Linked DNA regions of Homo sapiens: all the other regions are linked to region 2. A link is a loop called in an ENCODE intact Hi-C map of the cell type or tissue named here. Cell type or tissue: endothelial cell of umbilical vein. All regions are shown on one strand.

What was found. A loop is a pair of places that touch in the nucleus more often than their neighbours do. Peaks named below come from ENCODE experiments on the same cell type or tissue, not always from the same donor. Only the 100,000 strongest peaks of a DNase experiment are listed, where the experiment ranks them.
Region 1: a loop joins it to region 2, with 12 times the contacts of the local background. A loop is called at or near these places in 3 of 110 quality-filtered maps.
Region 3: a loop joins it to region 2, with 5 times the contacts of the local background. A loop is called at or near these places in 13 of 110 quality-filtered maps.

The regions. Positions count from the first base shown.
Region 1 is chr1:66,560,877-66,568,876 of GRCh38, reverse strand. All of the region lies in intron 1 of SGIP1 (SH3GL interacting endocytic adaptor 1), which reads right to left. Among named protein-coding and RNA genes, the nearest start is that of SGIP1, 31 kb to the right of the region's middle. In endothelial cell of umbilical vein, no CTCF peak of the experiment used is centred here; DNase peaks (open chromatin) are centred at 4,436 and 5,246; H3K27ac peaks cover 2,996 bases.
Region 2 is chr1:66,262,895-66,270,894 of GRCh38, reverse strand. It overlaps PDE4B (phosphodiesterase 4B), which reads right to left. Exons shown (of 17, transcript NM_002600.4): 7 at 4,808-4,857. Among named protein-coding and RNA genes, the nearest start is that of PDE4B-AS1, 220 kb to the right of the region's middle. In endothelial cell of umbilical vein, no CTCF peak of the experiment used is centred here; DNase peaks (open chromatin) are centred at 3,104, 3,944, 4,974 and 6,854; H3K27ac peaks cover 4,556 bases.
Region 3 is chr1:66,345,468-66,353,467 of GRCh38, reverse strand. The region is part of intron 8 of PDE4B (phosphodiesterase 4B); the gene reads right to left. Among named protein-coding and RNA genes, the nearest start is that of SGIP1, 180 kb to the left of the region's middle. RefSeq lists enhancers at 1,448-1,497, 1,508-1,597, 3,190-3,239. In endothelial cell of umbilical vein, no CTCF peak of the experiment used is centred here; DNase peaks (open chromatin) are centred at 97, 1,867, 3,207 and 3,977; H3K27ac peaks cover 6,428 bases.

The DNA.
Region 1 (8,000 bases), 300 kb before region 2:
TAAAAAATAGTAAAAGCTCCCTCAATACCTAGTTTATTGAGAGTTATTAACATGAAGGGATGTTGAATTTTATCAAAGGCCTTTTCTGCATCTATTGAGATAATCATGTGGTTTTTGTCATTGGTTCTATTTATGTGATGGATTACATTTATTGATTTGCGTATGTTGAACCAGCCTTGCATCCCAGGGATGAAGCCTGCTTGATCATGGTGGATATCTCAAAATAATAAGAGCTATTTATGACAAACCAATAGCTGATATCATACTAAGTAGGCAAAAGCTGGAAGCATTCCCTTTGAAAACTAGCACAGGACAAGGACGTCCTCTCTCACCACTCCTATTCAACATAGTATTGGAAGTTCAAGCCAGGGCAATCAGGCAAGAGAAAGAAATAAAGGGTATTCACATAGGAAGAAAATAAGTCAAATTGTCTCTGTTTGCAGATGACATGATTCTATGTTTAGAACACCCCATCATCTCAGCCCAAAAACTCCTTAAGCTGGTAAGCAACTTCTCAGGACAAAAAATCAATGTGCAAAAATCACAAGCATTACTATACACCAACAATAGAAAAGCTGAGAGCCAAATCATAAATGAACTCCCATTCACAATGGGCAAAAAGAGAATAAAAACCTAGGAATACAGGTAACAAGGGACATGAAGGACCTCTTCAGGGAGAACTACAAACCACTGCTCAAGGAAATAAGAGAGGACACAAACAAATGGAAAAACATTCCATGCTCATGGATAGGAAGAATCAATATTGTGAAAATGGCCATACTACCCAAAGTAATTAATACATTCAATGCAATTCCCACCAAACTACCATTGACATTCTTCACAGAATCAGAAAAAACTACTTTAAATTCCATATGGAACCAAAAAAGAGCTCATATAGCCAAGACAATCCTAAGCAAAAAGAACAAAGCTGGAGGCATCATGCTACCTGACTTCAAACTATACTACAAGGCTACAGTAACCAAAACAGCATGGTACTGGTACCAAAGCAGACATGTAGACCAAGTGAACAGAACAGAGACCGCAGAAATAACACCACACATCTAAAGCCATCTGATCTTCGACAAATGTGACAAAAACAAGCAATGGGGAAAGGATTCCCTATTTAATAAATGGTGTTGGGAAAACTGGCTAGCCATATGCAGAAAACTGAAACCAGACCCCTTCCTTACACCTTATACAAAAATTAACTCAAGATGGATTAAAAACTTAAATGTAAAACCTAAAACCATAAAAACCCTAGAAGAAAACCTAGGCAATACTATTCAGAACATAGGCATAGGCAAAGATTTCATGATGAAAATGCCAAAAGCCATTGCAACAAAAATGAAAATTGACAAATAGGATCTAATTAAACTAAAGATCTTCTGCACAGCAAAAGAAACTATCATCAGAGTGATCAGGCAACATACAGAATGGGAGAGCATTTTTGCAATCTACCCATCTGACAAAGGTCTAATATTCAGAATCTATAAGGAACTTAAACAAATTTACAAGAAAAAAACAACCCCATCAAAAAGTGGGCAAAGGATATGAACAGACACTTTTCAAAAGAAGACATTTATGCAGCCAACAAACATATGAAAAAGAGCTCATCATCACTGGTCATTAGAGAAATGAAATCAAAACCACAATGAGATACCATCTCACACCAGTCAGAATGGTGATTATTAAAATGTCAAGAAACAATAGATGCTGGAGAGGCTGTGGAGAAATAGGAACATGGAACCAACTGAAATGCTCATCAATGATAGACTGGATAAAGAAAATGTGGTATGTATACACCATGTTATACTATGCAACCATGAAAAAGAATGAGCTCATGTCCTTTGCAGGGACATGGATGAAGCTGGGAGCCATCATCCTCAGCAAACTAACACAGGAACAGAAAACAAAACACTGCATGTTCACACTCATAAGTGAAAGTTGAATGATGAGAACACATGGACACAGGGAGGGGAACATCACACACCGGACCCTGTTAGGGGGTGGGGGGCAAGGGGAGGGAGAGCATTAGTACAAATACCTAATGCATGTGGGGCTTAAAACCTAGATGACGGGTTGATGGGTGCAGCAAATCACCATGGCACATGTATACCTATGTAACAAAACTGCACTTTCTGCACGTGTATGCCAGAACTTAAGGTAGAATAAATAAATAAAAAAGAGTAAATGCATCTGAGGAAGGCAAAAACAATAAAACATTCTATGTTTTATACTATATTTTCATAGCTATCATGTTTTCATTATTATCCCCACATGACAGATGAAAAACTAGACCCATCGAGTGGTATGGTTAGGACTGCAATTCAGGTCAACACACTCTTAAATGGTGCTATTCCACTGGACTAGATTCTGCTGCATACGAGGATTAATATTCATTACTCAAAAAGTGATAGAAAGAACTCATCCCACAGAAAAAGTGCATTCTTTTCTTGATGGAAAAAATAAAAGGTTTTGGAGGCAAATATATAAAAGTTACCTTTTCCAAATTATTAGTTGTTATTAGTCTCTGAAACAAAAATGATGGATGGAATAAGAATCAGTGCCTAAGAAAGTTGATGGCCCCTAGGGATCACTCTTGCTCATTATTCACATCGATCTTTAAAAGATCTTATAATGCAAATAGCAAATAAACTGACAGACTGTGTTGAGGTGGGTTGTTTACCGCTAGGGAAACCACCCTGGTGTTCCTCTAAAAACAGGATTTACAGTTTCTGGTTGTTCCAACATATTCTAGCGGAATGGTTAATTTCTCCCAATAAAAGTAAGACATTAAGTGAATATATCTTTCATTCAGTGTAATGGCTAGTTTGGGTTGAATCTAACTGAAGCCGTAAGGACCTAAAATATTTTACTTGAAATAAAATTTACTATTACATGGGCTGGCAAATGAGAATGAGATGACTGCTTACAATTTACACTACACTTGATTTCAGTATTTCCTGCTTTCTACTTTCTTCTAGAAATATAACATAGTAGCATTAATAATGTTTTTCTTGAAAACCTACACTTTATATTCTACAAGAGCGAAGGCAATTCTTAGTGTACTCACCACCCAGTGCCAACACAGAGTCTAGCACAGGGAGGTGAACAAAAGTGTGTTGAATAAATGTGTAAGCAAATGATTTATTTAACTTAGAGGAGCGAGAGTCTTCTAGCTTTTGGATTCCACCGTGACCAGCTTTTTCTGGAAATCTAAGCCCAAATTTCAGAAAGTCTTTTCCAATACAACCTCCAATTTTAGAAATCTCTCTCTCTTCAGAGGTACTTTCTGCTCATACCTCTCTCACTTGGAATTTTTTTACTGCCTCATCGTTTTCATGTATAGCTCTATTGTCCCCAATTAATCTGTAAGTTTCTTGATGCCAGAAACCTTGGTTTATCCTTTTTATGCCCCTTACCCCTTAATACAACTCTAACATAATTAAGTTTGAATTTCTACTCATTTCTGATAATGATGACAGTTTTTGTAAAGACATCCCAAGAGTAACATGGTAAGATGTTTCAAACATAAAATAAATGAAAATCAGGCCATCAAAAATAAGAGCCCATATAAATGAAAGAAAAGGGATAAATTATTTCAGAATTAGTTAGAGTATTATACCTGGGCAATAAATTTGGTTACAAGTTTTCTAGCACTAAACTGAAAAGGGAGACACCCAAATTACATGTCAGATGACAATGCATTAGCAGAAACGTTTTTCCCCAGACATGGAACTCAAGTAGAAATTTACTGGGGGAATCACTGTAGCACAAAGCAAACTGGCAGTGGAGTCAGGGGGTCCTGGTTTTACATCTACTGTCTGCCCCCTTCCAGATTGTATGACTTCGGGCCAGGCACTTAAGCTCTCCAGACCTCAGTTTTTCTTCATTTGGAAAATGAGGACTGATCATTATAAGCCCCACAGGGTTATTGTAAGAAGTGTTACTATTACGCTAGTTACATAACAAAAATACTCACTAGTACTATTGCAAGCTTACTGTACCCCAGACATGAAGTTGAGGACTCTAGGTGTAAAATCTCATTTCCCTGTAAATTCCTCCTTGGGAAGGAGGGGACTGAAGTAACTACCCTAAAAGCCCACAGATAGTAGATTGTGTGATTCTTGGTGACCACTAGATCAAAGTTAGTTTCTTTACCTTTGTGTGGACTGGTGAACACCTCCTACCATTACATTTTTACAAAAAGAATAACTGATGCAGCATGATTTCCTGCTTGTATTGTCTGCTCACGACTGCAGGGCATCTTTGGGCTGTATGTGGACCAGTGTAAAGAGGAAATGGCAGATGACACAGACATCCTAACTATCTCAAGAATCACATGAAATATATGTATTTCCACGCCTGCTTTGCTTGTGTACATTTGTTTATATTGGTCAGGTCAAACCACAGCTTCCTCTGACTCAATGTCACTGAATTTTCCCTGGTTACTGGATACAGTAACATATTGCCTAACTTCATCCGGTCACTCTCTGCTTCCAAGGAGATCTTAGTTCCAGATGAGGCATAAGTCATGACAGCATTTTACCATGTTAGTGAATTATAGAAGAGTCAATGGACTGAGCCTGAGGAGACCTGAGTTCAAGTCCAGGTATGCCACTCCTTAGCCATGGGACATAGGGAAGGTCATTCTGAAATCACCATTGATAGAGTGAGTCAGCTGAACTAGTTTAGTCGTTTCCAAATTGCTTCTTTAGAGATCTGTCTCAGAGACTATTACAGCAGGGTAAGGGGAAGATTAAGATGTTTTCAACTCCTAACTTCAATCTAAGCCGCTCCAATTTTATCAGTTTTTGTTTATTGAATGTTGACTTTAATTTGGTTTAAGAAAGGGCTTCTGACCTGTTGAACTATATGATTGCTTACAGTCTGGGTTTAACAATCTCTGGACACACATCTATTCATGGCAGGACTGGCTGCCCTAGATAGGACCTCTGCGTTACAATTTGCCCCTAACAGTAAGGGATAGTAGCTTTCTAAGAGTTAAGGAAGAGACATTCATCTTTCTCTTTGCTAGCTTCTGAAAATAAGTCAAGTATTTCAAATGATATTCTTTCTCTTCAACTACCACAGGAAGACATTGGTTAGAAGGGAGATCAGATGAACTGGGAAATTATTTACTGCTTCCAGCAAATTACTTGGGTGGAGGGGGGTGGGGGAACAAACTCTTTCTCCCCTTTAGCACTGCTGGGAGGAAGTAAACAAAACATTCCATCCGATGTGATTCAGAATTTCCCAGCTGCTAAGCCAATCAGCCTGCTGGAGAACTCTAAATCACTAGCACTTTCCCAAAACATCATCAAAGCACAGTCTTCCCTTGTGAAGAGATAGGAGCCGAGTGGATGGAGAGCCAGGGTCACAGTCAGGAGATCTGGTAGTTGTCTTTCTTCCCCTTCACCTTGGTGGAATCGGGCAAGTCACTCTCTTCTCTTGTCTTGGTGACCAAATCTGTTAAAGGAAGGCTCTGGACTAGATTTGTGTCTTGAAAGTTTCTTCTTGCTGCAACATGGCATGTTCCTCCAAATAACCCGGGAGTCAGACAGAGGGACAGCTCCAAATCCTCTGGCCTTATGTAACACTTTGCAGTATTAAAGTAGAAGTACCTCCCGTGCCGGCCCTGAGACACACTGACCCTCCCCTATTATCCCAAGGTTTACTGGGTGGGTTGTATCCCTCTTAGGCATCTCTTGTTCAGATTGTGTATTTATACCAAATTCTTGATGTTGTGGTTTTCCTCTTGTAGCTGATTTTTTTTTCTCTTTCTACTTCATACTAATGTTTCCAATAATTCAGGGCAATGCTCTTGCCTCCCTGTTTTTTTCTTCAATTTCTTATAAATACCACATGCAAGAGAGTGTGAGTAATAGATTTTAACAACAGCAACAATAAATATGGAATAACAAAGGATTACATTACAGCAAGGCAGATAACATTTTAAACATTTCTATTCTTAAAAATCACAGGCCATTATTATCACAGAGAACCTTTCACCTGCCAAATTGCCTGGCCCCTCTGTGCATCACCTTGTTCCAGAACCTTGCTCATGCTCCTCCTTCCCGTGTCCCCTCCTGGGCAATTCCTAAATACTTAAAATTTTCCAACTTCCTTTTGTAGAGCAATTCAATTTTTTCTTTCCCCTTGATTTTCCTTGGCTCTGCCCAGGGGCAAGTTTTCCACATCTAAGAAGGCCCAAAGTATTTTTGCTAAAGAAAAAAACCAAAACAAATAAACAAATTGAGCAAGAAGTTTCGGTCCTAAGCATATTCTGCCGCTGGTGGTAAAATACTTTGCCACCCCTCCTTGGTGAATGGAGGGAACCTACCCACTAGTCCTCTTTGTCTTTTCTCAGCTTCGTGCTTCCACTGCAGTCTCTATCCCAGTCTTTATTGTTCATATACTCCCTCTTTTGCATTCCCCAGAATTCTTCCCTGCTATTGTTTCAATCCCTTCTAAAATTCTATCAGATAGAGAATTTCCCCCCTTTGCAGAGAAGAATTTTATCTCCCTGAAACCCTCATCTAGCAAATATTCTTCTTTTAAAATTTCCTCTAATATCTATTGCATTTGGAAAAATGAAATGAAAAATTAAAACTAGCTGTTGTGCAGAGTCTAGATTAGAAGTTGCCGCTCTCCAAAATTGCAAAGGAAGGGACCATGTCTACCCTGTCTGTCATATACTCTGGCACTCTGCTGGGTACTTAGCACATAGGAGGTGCTCACTAATATATGTCAGTGAATGAAAGCCAGATTTTTTTTTTTTGGCTAAAAGAAACTCCCACACCTATTTAAACTGATACAGAAGAAATCTTCGATTTGGGAAGTCAGGAGCTGTTAGATGTATGACTACTGCTATCTGTGACTCAAGATTTTATCAGGAATGGGCAACCAAAAGCAAAATGATGAAAACGGGAAGCAAAATTTAATCCTGGTGTATTTTAACTGGTCTTGTTTGTGGACTTTATTGTAACTTTTCTATAACGCTGAATGTAGAAATGAGTACTAATAAAACATATATCTGTTTCAGACATTGGCCTCCCCTTTTAATATTCCATTTGAATAAAAGGCCTCTGCTATCTAAAGCAGTAACAATGTCAGTTGAAGACTATGACATCGTAGTACTTGAGGGGCAAGAGAGTCCGACAGGTGGGACCGAGTGTCTTCCTCATTTGTGCCATGAATGTAGTATTTTACTTTGCACCCTACCAGAAGCACCATGTTTTAGCAAGCTTCTATAAAGCAGGTACTTCTCGTGAGACAATTAATGCCTTAATTCTGTTCAGTTCAATATGAGAGTGCTCTGTAGACTCTAATTTCGATTGAATACTTATTAGTACCCTTTTAAACATATCTCTTCATTTTCTCAAGTTCTGCTATGTTCTATGGATCACAATCTCTGACTTCCCACACATTTTCTGATATAGAGTAGATTTTTTACCATGCTTATTGACCAAACTGAGGGAAGGGAACAAGGGGTAGTGGAAAGATTGTGAACAAGTCATTTAACACCTTAGTCTATGTATGCCCATATCAAAAGTAGCATAAAGTTAAGCATGTGAGAGTCTACTTGACTGAGTTCCAGTCTCAATAATGCCACTACCAAACAAAGTGAATGTCACTGAGCAATTTAATTGATCTTTCTGTCCTTCAGTTTTGTCATCTGTAAAAGGAGAAAAATTATATTTCTGTGACTTGTTTTGAGGCTTCAATGAGACAATGCCTGTTGGGTAGCCAGAACAGTGTCTGGCACATAGTAGGTGCTCAATTAATGTTAGTTATTATGAGTTAATAATAGCTGCAATATTATCTAATCTTTCAGGGTTGTTTGGGGGACTAGAGAAAATATGTGTAAATACAGGTGCTACTTCATGGAAGAAGGCATATAAAAATATAAATGTGTTAACACTTACAACGGGCTTACTCTATGCTAAGTGCACTTTTCTTTATATGCACGCTTAACATTCACAAAGGCCAAGAGAGGT
Region 2 (8,000 bases):
ATTATTCCATTAATTCAGCACACAGAATTCAGAATAAGGAAGAAAACATAGTTTGATATTTCTGACTTTTTCTTTTTCCATTCTTTTTTATCTCTTTTCTTTCCTTTTTCTTTTTTCTTATAATTCCCTCTAATCTTTCCTTTATCATGACTGGTCAGAGCCTTTGGTCACAAGATTGATTTTATTCCTATTTGTCCGTAAGTGTTGTAATCCTGCCTGACAGTTCTTGCTTAATGTAGAAACCAAGCAAAGGTTCTGCTTGTGCTGGGCCTCATTTCCAGTCATCTGATGCAGCACTGCTCTCAGGCTATTGCTGTGGTTCTCAGAGAGCCCTTTACCCATGCACATATAGACCCTGTCTCATCACAGGTCCTGAAAGTTCTGGCAAAGAATGAGAACGGAATCAATGTCATGACTTTCTGAATTCCTTAAAATCGAAGATAACTCACTGACCCTCTTGTCCACTACTTGAAGAGACCCTGCATCTGGTACACCCACATGAACCTCCGGAGGGATAGTCATAATCAAGTAAAGCTATGGGCAGAACCTGTATGGAGAAATAGGTTTCCAAGGAGAAAGCCTCTTCTTCTGTTTTATCAGTTGGTAAAAAGCCAATTCCTCCCCAGAATGGCCTAGACACATATTAAAAGAAATGTCTCATACGATTTCTCTGAACACAGTCTTTTCTTGAAATGCATTCTAATTGACTGGTGTTGAAAATCACCATAAATCAAGGCTATGGATATCCAGGCTTTGATATCATTAGTATCTGCAGCAATCTGGCTTGAAGTCCTCAAAGTGATTCCCTAGTCATCTTGGTGCTATGGTTTGCTGTCATTTCCAGTGACCCATAGACTTCTGTGGTGTTTTTCATAACATCTGATCTGTTACCAGTGGTAATGTTCCTGCTCAGTAAATTTACTGATAAATTTTAGAAAAAGAAATTTAGTAGAGAGCACCCCACCTTATGTATCAAATTGGCTGCTAAAATATTGTATACATGATACATATTATTTTACATCAAGTCACATTTACATGACTCGGATGTGCTAGCCATTAAAAGGATGCTTCTCCAATCCTTCTATAAAGCAAAAAAATCATTTTGTAAAGACAGCGAACACTTGATAATTTATCTTTTCAGTAAATTCTTACTGTCATGACATATGTGTGATTACTATTGAAGAGCAAAGGATAGGATGGAATGGAAAAAAGGCGACAATTATCACACACACATGTGTATGCATGCACCCCATTTTCCTGTTGCAAATAGTTTTGGGACCTGAAATCCTGAGAATTACTTCAATTTTCTGTTGTGAATATGTACAGGTGACAGAATTCGAGTTCCTGCCTTATTTTGGAGTTTTCTTTCTTTTTCTATTTTTTCCTTTCTGTTTCAATCCTTGAGCACCATGTAGGGAGAGCCTGGAATTTATGCTTGTGAAAGGCAAAATGTGAAACAAATTCAGATGCTCATTAAACTACAACATTGGCATTTTCGACACCCCTAGGAGGATTTACTGCGTCTTTCTCCTCAACCTGGGAGCATATGGCTTCCTCGTTGTTCTTTCTGGGCTTGAAATTCTCCATTGCTCTACTCTGGCTTTCTTATTCAAAGTGCTAAATGCCAACTTCTTAGATTTCACTCTTTTTGTTCAAAACCTATACGAACACACTAACATATATAAGCAGTTATAGAGTGTGCTTCAAACCTCTATTAACTTCAGTGCAATAACTAATTGTTAACAGTGAAAAAACACAATTTGAATAATTTTCATAGCAATAGAGATAAAAATATTGGCTCATTATTAAAAGTTTATTTTATATGTATTTTACTTCACATAAAGTCCCCAAATTTTATGTAGTTTTCCCGGTCAATTCAACACTTACTGTGTTCTTACTATGTGAAAATAACTATGCGAAAGCACCATGAGTAATAAAAAGATAGATAAGGCACAGTCCCTGTCTTCAAGAGCTTTATCTCCAATGGGAGAGACACACAAGAAGCCTTGAATTAAAGTATATCAGAGAATTAAATTGTTGCCATAGCACAAAAAAGGAGCAATTATGCCAACTTAAAAAAAAATAAGATGTCTTTGCAAAGTAAGGACATTTGCATTGAGCCATGAGAGCTGATAAGAACCTTGGCTGGATAGTGAGAAGAAGGGTATTTCTGGTATTTCTTTCTTTATTTTCTTTTTCTTTCTTTTTTTTTTTTTTTTTTTTTTTTGAGATGGAGTCTTGCTCTGTCACCTGGGCTTGAGTTCAGTGGTGCGATCTCGGCTCACTGCAACCTCCGCCTCCCAGGTTCAAGAGATTCTCCTGCCTCAGCCTCCCGAGTAGCTGGGACAACAGGCACGTGCCACCACACCCAGCTAATTTTTGTAGTTTTAGTAGAGATGGGGTTTCACCATATTGGTCAGGCTGGTCTTGAACTCCTGACCTCGTGATCCGTCCGCTTTGGCCTCCCAAAGTGTTGGGATTACAGGCATGAGCCACCATGCCTGGCCGAAGAGGGGTATTTCAAATGGAGAGCTTTCCTTTGATGTATCCATTTAATATTTCAGTTAATAATCAATTTGTAAAAGTAAATGTACCAATTTACCATGGTTTCTGACAATTAGCTTTTAAAATAAATTGCATTTTTTCTCATTTATATGTTCAAAATAATAAAGCATTTTAAGATTTGGTATTTCTCTCTCTCTCTCTGAATTGCTCCAATACAAGAATACAGTTATCTAAGTCAGGCTTTCTGAGCAAACTAGGTTGTTGCTAAATCTGTTTAAATTGATGTAGATTTCTTGTACCTTTTATCTTAGATTTCAATTGAAATACATGAATTCAACTTCAGTACTGAGAAATAAAAACCTGATCTTACTATCATGAAAAATCATATTTTGAAGCAGCACTCCAGTTCTCAATTCTGTTTGCTCTGAGCCAGTTATTTTTCATTCCCCTTTAAAGTTTCTATTTAAACACACCTCTTTGTCATATGCTGATAAATATTAAAATAACAGGAAAAATCTGCCTGACTTATTTAAGCTGATAATAAGAACAAAACAAGGGATGTGTGTCTCCTCCTTCCTTTTCTAACCGTGGCTAAACGTTAAGGAGATTTTGAAACCCGTAATTACGTAGTAATTGGTATCACTACATTCTCTTCCCAGTGAAAAGCCAAGATTTTTGTAGTTTGCCACAGAGACAGAAGGAAACAAATTGCCTGAGTGGTACTGTCATTTCTTTGCTCCATTGTTTGAGAAGACTTTATCAAAAGAATCCCTAGTTGTCAAGCTGTAGTTGCTGTGCCAATAATCACAAAAGGATCTTTCCAACCACATCTTTGGTTAATGAGCTAATTTATAGAACCATAAATTGTACATATTCTCCTAATGTTTGTCAGTATTTATTACAAGAAAAAGAAAACATAGTCTAAATAATCAAATTGATGTAAATTTGGCTAACAGAAATGTGAGCAACATTGCCTCACTGGTAGGCCAATATGATGAAATGATTGGAGTTTCAAAACTACCTCCTTCGATCTCCAAGTATGTAACACGAGTTATATGTTAAAACATCCTATTTTGTTTCTTTTTATAAAAGTTCTAAAAGAAATAGTACATGCAGCACACCAGGTTTTTGAAGTCCATAGAGTACTGTTTACTTCTTTATATTTCATATTACGAGGCTCTAGAGTAAACTCACCTTTACTTAGTATCTTTCTTTCACTTTTTTTTCTCGTTCTCAATCTTTCTTTTATAAAAATATTTTAAAAAGCATGCACCACAAATACTTCAGAAGCCAATGAGCCAATAGAATCTGCTGCTTTTGTTCCCTTCTTTTAGAAGCTAAGCTTTTGTAATACTTCCGTTATACTTATGATCAGGATACCAGAAAGAAAACACAACAACCAAGAGAGAAAGATTTTAAGTATGAAGCGCTGCTGGAAATAGAAAAGCATGTGAGGCATCGTTAGGTGTCAGGCATTAGGTGATCTCAGTGTGAGTTCATCTTAATTGTTTCTCCTGTGGTTTTTCTCAAATCTACTGCTACATTAGTAGGGAACAGATTTAGGAGAAAACATTATTTGGACTTTAACAAATATCATAGAACTGGTTGCATTTTGTGTGAAGAAGAATTTCAGTTCCAACAGAACTCCATGGTGTTCCTTCAAGGTGGCCCTTCCTCTCTGCAGCTCTCAACACACCAAGAAAAGTGGATGCACTGTCCTGAAAGATGAGAGGTTAGGTTCTTAAAAAACAAAAAACAAAACAAAACAAAACACCGTTGAGGAACAAAGTTGGATGCCCTCCAAAAGAAATGATTCGTGACCTGGAAAGAGCCTTTGGTTTCACACCTGGAAAGGATGTAGATTCAAGTGGAATCTATAGTTGACATTAAGAGGGAAACCACTAACATATCCGCAGGGGCCCTCAGGCGAACGTGGAGCACCTTAGGTCTTCGATGTTAGCTCTCCTGGAGTTTATTGGGGCCAGCAAGCTGAGGTCAAGCTGCACTGTCAATACAACTCTGTCTCCTGCTCCTCTTTGGGGAAGAGGCAGCATTACCCCATGTTTATCATATTCTGAAAGCCTGCACATACAATGGGCAAATTATTTAGTACTGCTTTTAATGTGGTTTTAATAGAGTGAAGTAATGCTCCAGTGTACCTTAGAAAAAAGTCACCAAGAGACATACTTTTGAGAGCCACAATATGCAAACAACACTATTGTTCTAAAAAACAGTTCTGAATAAGAGGCATGTTTATTATTCTATCTTGAAACATCTAGATAGACCTTATGACATGGCCTACCTTGTGGGTTGACTCTGGAGACAGGAGGCTGACTAGCAGCTGGGGACCTCCTGTGGAGACAGAGAAAAGAAGGACTGAGTCTGTGTATCAAAACTGCCCATTCCACCCCCGACACCCCACCCTCATGGTTACTGAGGACTTTTCCAGGTCATAATGAACTATGTAGTGACATAATGCCATCTCCGGAAGGCAAGCTCCTGTAACCCGGGTAGATGACTGCAATTCTCTCACATCCAGATGGCCTGGAATTTCCCTCTGCAAGTCCTCAGGATGCTCAGACTCTCCAGGAAGGAAGTTGTTTACTCCAGGTCCCAAACCAGCCCCCTGTTTTAAGTTTTGCTGTTCCAAGAAGCCCTGAGAAAAAGAGTCACTTGCTCAGGCATCACTCGAAATGCCAGAGTGAATCTCAATTCCTTTGGGCAGTGCTGTAAAAAGTTATAGCCAGAGGAACCCTTGGCGATCAATCACTTCAGGCCCCTAATTTTTGTACCTCAGGAGACAGAGACCTAGAGAGGTGAAGTCACTTGCCAAGGTCACACAACCACTGGGAACAGTCATCCAGCTTGCTTTACTTAGGGAACAGAATTTTCATGGAGGAACTGGGACGTCATTCTACATCATAACAAGCCTGCTGATGTCAGGGGTTAAATGAAACAAGCAAACCCATGTTCCCATAGTACTGGGGCTCCTCCTTTTTTCTTGTTTCTTTTCCTTTCTCTGCCCCTAACCTTTCAATTTCACTGCTCTTACCCTTCTTCTCATGTTTTGCAGAACTTCTACCAGACTCTCCTGTTTCCTGATGCACTGCTGGAAAACTTCTCAGGAATACTATTGAGCGGGGCTCTCAAATTTTAGGGTGCATCAGAATCACCTGGAAGTCTTATTCAGACACACTGCTGGGCCCTACCCCCAGAGTTGCTGATTCAGTAGGCCTGGGATGGGCTTAAAAGTTTGCCCTTATAAAAAGTTCCCAAGTGGTGCTGATGCTGCTGGTCTGAGGACCACATTTTCAGAAACACTGGCATTAAGGATTCTCTGCTCCACTAAGGAGTAACAGGACATTTGCAATGAGCAAGAGAGTGAGACTCTAGTCCAGTGGTTCTCAAACATGGATACGCAGCCGACTCATCTGGGGAGCTATTAAATTTCTTTTTCCAACCCTGAAGAGTCTATTTCAGTATATCCGAGATGAGGCCTGGGAATCTGTAGTTTTCACTTCTTTTTGCATTCTCTTGCACAGGCAAGCGTGAGAACGAAGCCAAATTCTAAATGACAAAGAACAGCCTGCATCGTTGTTGCTAAAGAAGAGTCTTCCTACTGGTGTGGCCACAGAATTAATTCCCTAGGTTTTTCTACTGCTCTGAATTAATCTCTGGTCCTTTAGGGACAATCTAGCTTGTAGGTACCCATACCTAGTAGCCGTAGTCTATAGACAGGGTCCACATCTACCATTAATTTACTAGCTGGGTGATCTTAGGCAGGGTACTTTTAAACTCTCAGTGGTATGAAATTTTCACATGTGACAAGAGAAGGGAAATTATCATATAGTGATTGCTTTTCTCTGCTAGGCTGTGCTAGGTATTTCTTAGCTTCCACTGGGAGTATTATCACCCCATTTTAAGGATAAGAAAACTGAAGCTCAGAGAGTTTAAGAAACATACTGACACATGATTTATAATTGGCACAGCCAGAATTCAAAGCTAAGTCTTTCTGAACCCAAAGTGCATGCTCTTTCCACTATACTATATGCTGATAACACCTGCACTAATACTGAGGGCTGTTTTTCAGGAAAATTAAGAGATTAAATTCCAAAATCCTTAGCCTGGCATTCAAAGTCTTTGCTCTCTAGCCCCAACATCCTTTTCCCAGCTTATCTCTCATAATTCCTCATTGCCTGACATTTCATCTCAGACCACTGACTGGCTCTGTGCTCTCATGCATCCTGTACTTCTCTTTTGTAGCACTTTAAAATTATAGCTTAAATAGGCTCTGTCTAGTTAGTGTTCAATACATAGTTCCTTTGATTAAATGTAAACATTATGTGAGCAGGGAACAACTTGTTTACCGCTTGATCCCTGGCACCCAGGATGGTCCTTCATATGACAAGCATTCAGTAAATACTTATTGAATAGAAGAGTGAATGAATGAGGGACAGAGCTGACTCACACTTGCCAAGGCCAAACTTGAACACTTCTTTTTCCTTGAATATGTGCTGCCCCTTTCCTGCCATTATTCAGGCCATTCATTCCCCTGTCAAGGAAGCTGTCTCCACACCAAACAATCTACCCATCAAAGGTTAAGTTAAGGTTAACTTAAGGTTAAGTTACCCATCAAACCTTCTCCAAAGGATGCCATCCTCTTAGCCAAGAATGGTCTCTTTAATCTCTCATGGTGCTTTATTTGTACCTTTAGGGTCATTTCTTCATGTTACAGTCCATATTGGCACATATTATCTCCACTGGTAATCTGTGACCTGTTGATGGCAGGATCCAGTTCTGATCTCTTTGCTTACATACTCTTCAGGTCCCGCCATATTGCCTGGCAAATAGTAGGAACTCCAAAATGTTAATAGAATGTAGATTGAATAACCCACTGATGTGAAAGTGATTTGAGAACCAAATACTCTATATGAATATTTTATCTGGTTTCCTTTTCACATACAGTCTTGGTTCTATATGCCACTTGCTGTTCCTCGAACACAGCACTCTCTTTTGTTGCTGTGCCTTTGCACACATTTTGCTCAGTTGGATACTTTTCTTCTCTTTATGTGGCTAGCTCTTTCATATGTCCTAGGACTCTGCTCAGGCATCACCTCCTCAGAGGAGCCTTCCCTCTGTGAGTGGCCCTCACCTGTGTTCTGTAGTTTCCTGTGCTTACTGAACCACTGCATTGCTCATTCTATATTGTATTTCCCATTTTCCTGTCTTTCTCTTCAACTCATCTATGAGAAATTTAAGCAATGATTGAACATTGTGCACCACTGTAACACAGGGATCTGGCATAATATTTGCTATGATGGAGGTACTCAACACATACGCACTGGATTAATAATGCATTTTAATAATTTTATCTTACACCTTTTCCTGAGTTCCAAAGAAGACTTTTGTGAAAGAAGAAACTGAACTAGGAGACCCCAAATGTCAGAAATCTCTACTTTCTTTATAGCGTGTCAAATCACAGTGCCTAATTCTCT
Region 3 (8,000 bases), 83 kb before region 2:
ATGAGCATCCGCATCCAACAATAGCTTTATTTCAAGCATCCAAGCCCGGAGTCATGCCATCGCCTGTGCCTAGGAGACCTGGCTTTTGGAGGTGAAGCCAATGCAAGCCAGTATTTCTGCCTGCTGGCTCACTGCACCAGGCATTGTTCTCAAAGATGTCCAATCATCCTCCTTCTGGGTAACCCTGCTTGCGTATGTGTGTGTGTTTCCCATGATACAATATGTTTGTAACCAGGCATCTCTGAATCAATCATCTCAGCTAGCATATTTTACTTATTGAACCTCTGTGCAATTTTGAATCCCAGGTGAATCACATGAATTCCAAATTATTTCGTTTTAAAGACACAACTGCTCAGTCACAATGGCCTCTCATTTTAAATCCTCAAAAGACAGGCACCTAGGCTGAAGACTCAGAAGCTGAAGAAAACAAGTTTATATGCTCTGACCGATAAGCTGAATTTTGGCAAAGAAGTGAACTTTAATTGGATCATTGTAAAAATATGTTGTAAAAAGCTTAGAGACAGATGATTTCTTCCATAATTTTCTCTGCACTAGACTTAGGCAAATATAACATTCAAACAATTGTCTCATTTTGGCTCCTTTAGTCTCTCTGAAATACTTAGGAATGTTTTAGAGTCAATCAGGTTTGTAGTAGTTCAATAATGCCCTTTTTTCACGTATTTGCCAACCATTTATTGAATACCTAAAATGACCAGGGAAAAGAGTGATGATATAGCAGTGAAAAAAAAACAAAGGAACAAACAAAAACTCTTTTCATGCTTTTAATCAGCTTTCATTCTAGTAGGAATAGATATATTAGGGCATGTTGTTTAACCACAACAGCAAACAGTCTAGAGAGGGTAGGACCAGTTCTTTACTAGCTATATCGGCAACTCTGCTCAGAAGATAGGAGCAGGTAGAAACTGAATCATAAAAGGCTATAAGAGGAAAGATTTCTCTGTTTATTTTCTTTCTATAGTCTTCCATTGCCACAGGACCCTGTTGGGATACATTGTCAATCACTTTCAATATGGAATCAGGGAGGTGGCTCTCAGCTGCAGGGCTGAAAATAAACCAAACTCCTCACCTTTCCCGCATAGTTTACTGAAGGGATCAGTGTACTCATGCAAGTCATTAACAGATGAATATCACCTTCCTCCTTCCCAGGCTTAAACTAATTCTCCTATGAGCCTTTTGCTAAGGGCACAGCAATGCTACCAAAAAACATAGTCATCTTAAGGCAACCATAAAACACACAACATGGCGAAGTATGCAAATGGAGGTCACTTAGTGTCAGAAACTAACCTAGTCCTTTAAATGTTGCTTAGCAACAACTGTTGGTTTTCCTCCTCCATAAGGGAGGGCCCAACCACACTGATGTGAAAGCAATCATTGCTCTCATCAAAAAGCACTTATGAAGGGCCCATTTATGTTGGGCTCTGTACAAACTAAGAAAGGCAGACATGGCCTTCAAGGAGCAGACGGCGGGGGGTGGAAGGGTATCTTTTACATTCTAGTATATGTAGAGTCCAGTTAGTATGACTAGTGTTTAACTGTGTGATGAGACACATTAAGAAATAGAATAGATATGAATTATGTTTGAAGTTAAGCCTGAGGAGACAGTTGAGGAGCTAGGCTTAGTTGGGCTTTCAGCATCTGACTCCCACATGGGAGTGTTTCTGTTGAGCCAGAGGCAGCCACAATGTAGTAGACAAATCTTGACTTTTCATTCTCAGCTCTCACTCTCCTGTGTAGTTACATCACCTCTCATGTGTAAAATGAGAATGATCAACCCTAACATTTCATACTTGTATGATAAATTCTGTGGCTGCCTCCTACAGTTTGGACACATTATTTACCAGCAACCAAGACTTCCCAGAAAACAAAACTCCCTCTACATGACTGAGGAAAACAACTCAAATTGAAAATGCTTCAGACCATAACAAAGGAAGGGAAGCATTTATCATCCCTCAGAGTTTCATAGTGTAAGACTTTTGGAATCTATTTATTAAGTTACACGTTTCATCCAGACTCGAAGGTAAAATAGCTCCTGGGTAAAACTGTGTCCCAAGGAGTTACTGGATTGGAAGGAAATGGGCATTATTTACTTTATTAAATTCAGTAGAGAAATCCACAAACAGGAACACATTATTTTAAAGATAAATGTGTCTCTACCATCTCATGTACACAGATACTATTTTCCCTAAGAATCTGCCTTCACAGGAAAACCCTGTTACAGCCTACCTAGAAATAATGTCCCCAGAGGAAATGGCCAATGCCCCTTTTCAACACAGACAAGCAAAATTTGTGAATAAACTCTAATAAAAAATTCCTCCGATGCCTTCTTAAGCTTATGCCCAACATTAGATTCACATACACTGCTAGAAATTGCTTCTATTTTTTGAAAAGGGAAGAAGGTATATTTTCTAGATATGTGATTTAATATTATTGGCCTAGAATATACCTTTTCTATAAAATTGTCTGATTTTTGGAATAAGTTCCTTTAATAGTGAAAAGTTATTTTAAAAGTAGAGAATAGGTAATAAAAGCTAAAATTCAATTACACTTGATAGGAACATTTTGTTTGATGGCTTCAATTTTTCTTTAGTTTTAACACTGCATACAGAGATTATTTCTTCTGAGCCAGTTTCTTCTGAAGTGATAGGACACTTCTTCACTTTTCTATATTTCTCATGGGAGAATTAGTTTGAGCTTTATGCAAAGATCCGCAGGCAAGATAGGCACTATCTTGGTAATGAGTTCTTAGTTAAACTAATCACATAGGAGGAGTGAACTGGAATGATCGCAGGCTCTTCTCAAATCTAAAATTTGGGGATTTTATGTTTTTGAGAATAAAACAGTCCAGAATAGTGATAACACAGGAAGCTAGTATAAAGCCCATGAAAGAGCTTCTTCTAAGACTAATTTAGGCCTGTTGAGGGTGACCTGAAAATCACTTAGGAGTGACTCCTAAGTGATTAAAACTATTCTTCACCCTATCAAAGACTAGCTAAAGCAGGTACCTTCCTCTCATGGATAACCTCAGGATGAGGTCAGTAGGAGAAAACTGTAAGAACAGAGAATAAAAAGGTGTCAAAGAGAGGAAGGCAGCCCCAGCAGTTAGTTACTCTTGTGGGTGGCCGTCTACGCAGGAGCCCAGCTGTGAGACAGGCGCCTTATTGTGTGGGATCTTCCTGTTTTTGCAGAATGAAACAACTGCCGAAGTCATTAAAGTCACAATGACTTTATTAGGGACTAACTTTTGACTCATGTTTTATACTTTGTTAGTCATAACTTAAAAAGAATTCCCGGGCATCAGGAAAGTGAAGGGGCTGAAAATTCCTCCTGAAGGCACAGAATGCCTTCAGTGCATTCTGTGCCTTCAGTGGTAGAAAGAAGTCGAAACTGCAGTGGTACAGTTTAGTGAGAAATGAAGTAAACAGAGTCTGTCCCTGTCTTAGCTCTGGCCCTAAGCAAATATGTAATCTTGGGTAAGCTGAATTAACTTCTTGGGGCTCAGTTTCTTTAGTGGTAAAATGGCTAGCTTCTAATCTTCCTTTTGACTTTCAGGAATTTTGCATGGGAAGAAATGAAGACCCAAAGAAGTAAAGCAAATCTAAGTTTTAAATGAAAAAGAAATAAACAGAATGAGGGATATAGTGTGCTTGTCTAAAACTCCTTATGAAACTAACAATTTCCACAATTCTTAACATTTCAGATTATTTGACAATGTGCATCTCATCTCTTCCCTCCTTTTTGTGTTTCCCTATAAACTCTACCAATCATTTGAAACTTGATGTCCAGTTTCTTTATTGACAGGTTTGTCTTATTTGAAAAGCAAGTGCAATTGAATTGAGTTGGTAACATGGTCAAAGAAGTAATAATGGACATGCAATTGTCCATTAACGTCTGCTTAATCAGCTAGTGTTCCATAATGGGTCATCTTAGCAAACAAGTTCTGCTGTACTAACATCTGCAGCAAACCTTTGGTGTGCCAGGGAACAAACACAGTGAGATCATTCTCACTGTCCATGTGCCAAATCAGAAAGAAACTCTTCTAAACATGTTAGAATTGAGTGCTTCTTGTCTTAACTGCTCAGCAACGTAGTAATCAATAGGTAAGTATACAACGAAAAACAAGCATGAATATATCTACCATTATTCTGCATCAAAAATTATGATGAAGCAACAATAGAATCAATTCTACTTGCTAGTTAGAGGACAAGTCTCTGCTCAAGTGACATATTAAAAGGCAAAGCAGGGAAAAACCATTAATGCCTTCATACAGAATTGAAAAATATCAAAAGATCAAACAAATTTGAATATAGCTGCTCTATAACTAATCTCCTAAATGAGATTAGGGCTTGAACAGCTCCCCAAATTATTACATATTTCTTCCTATCTATCTAACCCTTTTCTGCTGTCCATTTTTCTCAGAATTTCTGAAAACTTCTCAAGAGATGATATAACACACATTATTGGAACACTAAAAAATTGACGTTTCCTAGACCCAAAGTGATTCCCATAAGAATGTTTATAGCAATTTCTCATGATCCAACATTCTCTCAACTCTGAAAGTTGCTGCAGTGATGTAATCAAATGGACAAAAGATACTGTAACTATTTATACCTAAAGACTGATACATTCACTATGCATTTTAAACTATATATATAATATTTATAAACTATATTATGTTTCCACATATATAAGGTTGCCAGATTTAGCAAATAAAAATTCGGGGCACCTAGTTAAATTTGAATTTCAGATAAAGAAGAATTTTCTTTATCTTTTTTTTTTTTTAACTGTAAGTATGGTCCTGATATTGCATGTGCAAATAGCCTATGAAGAGATTGGATTTCCAGGCCATACACTCATTATATATGTTAAGTTTAGGGGCACTGTATATTTTTAGATAATTTAAACTTTTCAAAATTTTCTTTTTGACAGAGGACTTTTCTTCCAATGAGAAACGTAAGACCTAAAACTGTTCCTGGAGCATCACAATTTCATTTCATATACTTGATCCTTCCCTTTTAATTTGTCTGTTAATAGAGAAAGACAAAAAAAGGAACTTTGAAGATTTGAGATGATGATCTGATAATTAAATTTAGCAGAAACCTTTTTCAACAGATGACAAAAATCATCATAGTAACTGAGAAAAATCAAGGAATCAAGGTACATTATTCAGTCACTCTTTTGTTTTTCCTTTTAAGCCTTTCTACAACTTTTTCTGTACAGGTATAACGGCTAATATTTAACTGAAAGCTTCTAGAGTCAATTCTAAGGCCACAGGGCATTAATATGATTCCAAAGTAGATGACAAAGGTTTATTTTGAAACATTTCGCAGCTAGAAGCTCTACAACTTATAGTATTTTTCAGCAATCAGAACACTTACTGTGGATCAGACCCACAGACCATCCAGTCTAGTGTCCTTTCCTGACTAGTGAAAAATAACACCTATGTTTTAGGACCTTCATATCTGACATGAAAGTAGTTACACAGAACAGGGAAACTACCACTCAAATATTATACTTTCTTTTCATAACCCTTACGTATTGGTCATGATTCTCTTTAAGAAGTTAATTCCATTTTCAGTCTATAGTACCTCTTAGGTTGTTTTAAATCCTGCCTTATTGAAGTTTCTAATATTTTTTGCAGCTACAAAAATCTATCATAGCTTGTTTTTGAGATTATTACTCTACCCCTTAAAAATACCATGTAGAATACATTGTATTTATTATTAATTGTATTGATTTCAGCTAGTGACTTTCATACATCCCTTGAGGTAAAAGACAATGGAATGCTTCAAAACCTGCCTTGGGAATTGCCACTTCTAGATTAGCGATTTCTCAGGGCTGGGACAGCCTATTAATCTGGCAATTTTCAAGATCAACTCTAGGGCCTATCAAAAAAATAAAAGAAAGCTTTGGACTACATAGATCTATCCTTTCCTTCCCTGAAAGCATATATATTATTATCTGTTTTGATATTTCAGTAATCCCTAAGCTAGAGTATGCACCGGCAAATTGAGGAAAATTTGTAACAGGTTGGAGGTTTGCACACATAAACTATTAACTAAAACTATAAAAGATGAAAATAGTTTCATAACATAAAATAGACATAAATTTCATAGACAGCTATTTCTTATGCAATTTTATCCTATTAAAAAAGGTAGTTGGGCTTGTTATGTATTTTGTGTTTTCCATTATTAGCTATCATAATTTAGAAGAGATGGAGAGATGCTTTGAACAACAATGCACCTCAAGATGCATAGGTTTGTTAGGTTCACGGAAGGTTTATAGAGGCAGCTTCTACTGCAAACATGAAGTAGAGGGAGTGCTGGTTGCAGGTTTGCCTTACCAGTGACCTCAGCTAACCCAACGTCATAACAGCATGATATAGGAGCATCTGAGGATTCAACTGAGTCCGGAAATAAAATATGACATAGGAGCATCTGAGAATTCAACTGAGTCTGGAAATAAAATATGTACTGTAACTTAGTCTGAGAAACTTAGCAAGTCATTGAGTCTCTTAGAGACTAGAATTTTCTATCTTTGAAATGGGAAGATTAGGAATAACATATGTGAAGTGGCTGCCAAGGTGTCTGAGACCAAGTGTGTGCTCTTTCTTCCACAGGATTTGTACTTGAAGCTAGGTTTTATCTGTAAATTTCAAAATAATCTGAGCTCATGGTACCTTTCTCACTTTGGCTTTGCTTTTGGGTGGAAGTTTCAGTTGGTTCTTTGATACTTGAACACCTTCTTTTCATTGTTGACAGCAGCATATATAATTAATTACAGAATTCCCATAGCATGCTGCTGCAGGTGTGATGCACTACTATGTCACATAGATTATGTGACACATGAGTTACTCATAGAAGTTCAGACTCTCTGGTTGACATTTAGATTATTCACCAGTCTAAGGAGCGTAAACAAGAATTGCCAGAAAGATAGATGAAGCAAGTCAAATGAAAAGCACCATAACTCAAAATGGTCTTATGCTTAAGTTAAACCGTAAAAAAAGAGTCTATTTGGAGAAATCCAGCTGTTGGTAACTATCCATTCATGCTTCTTTGGTTTAGCCAATTTTCTCAAATTAAGACACTTTACAACTTTTTATCTATTGACTAAAAGCTGTGACTGACCACAGACTACCTGACATGAGGATAACTGCACCAAGTATGCATTTTGCTCAGATTTTCACAGTTAAGATCAATGTGGTAACACATATGAATTAATTGAATATGTGGCTCAGGTGAGAGGAGTGTCACCAATATGCCAGGAATGAAAAACATAACCAAATGATGGCAGATAATTAGGCTGCTATTCTCCAACAGATATGGAGAGTGGCTGAATTACAAACACATGTGCTCATAAATAGGCTCCCCAGAGAGTGTGGAATAGCCATTGCTAGTCTCCAAAGGGCTTAGATTCTTGTCCACAGGATGCAGACTTTTTGAGAGAATAGTAAGCCAAATATTGCAAAACTGAACCAAAAGCCAACCGAACAAACAAAAACCCCAACCAAAACCATGCTTCACATTTCTGCTCACAGGAAGAAAGCACTGGTCCCTGACAACTTTGTTCTTTGTTATCTGACTCTGGATGAAAGAGAAGGGTAGGAATAAGCTTTCCCTTTTTTCAGGGTACTTTGGGGGTCATTGGGAACCAGATGAGGGTTTCTCATGCAACCTAACAATTAGAAAGCTGGAATTAGGCATGGCAGGCCCCTACATGTAGCCATTGCCGCACAACAGGAAACAGGATTCCAGGGTTCTAATGGATTTATCACTAACAAATACTTGGTCTTGGACAAATTAGATTAAGTTTCTGAACCTCATGCAATTGATCAAAAAATATTTATTCTAATGCCTACCATGTGTCTACAGCTAGTGTAACTGCTGGGGCTTCACTAGTGAACATGGTAGACACAATTCATGTCTTCAGTAACTTTACAGTCTAATGAAAGATATCAGTAAAAACCAAGTTCCATGATCAAA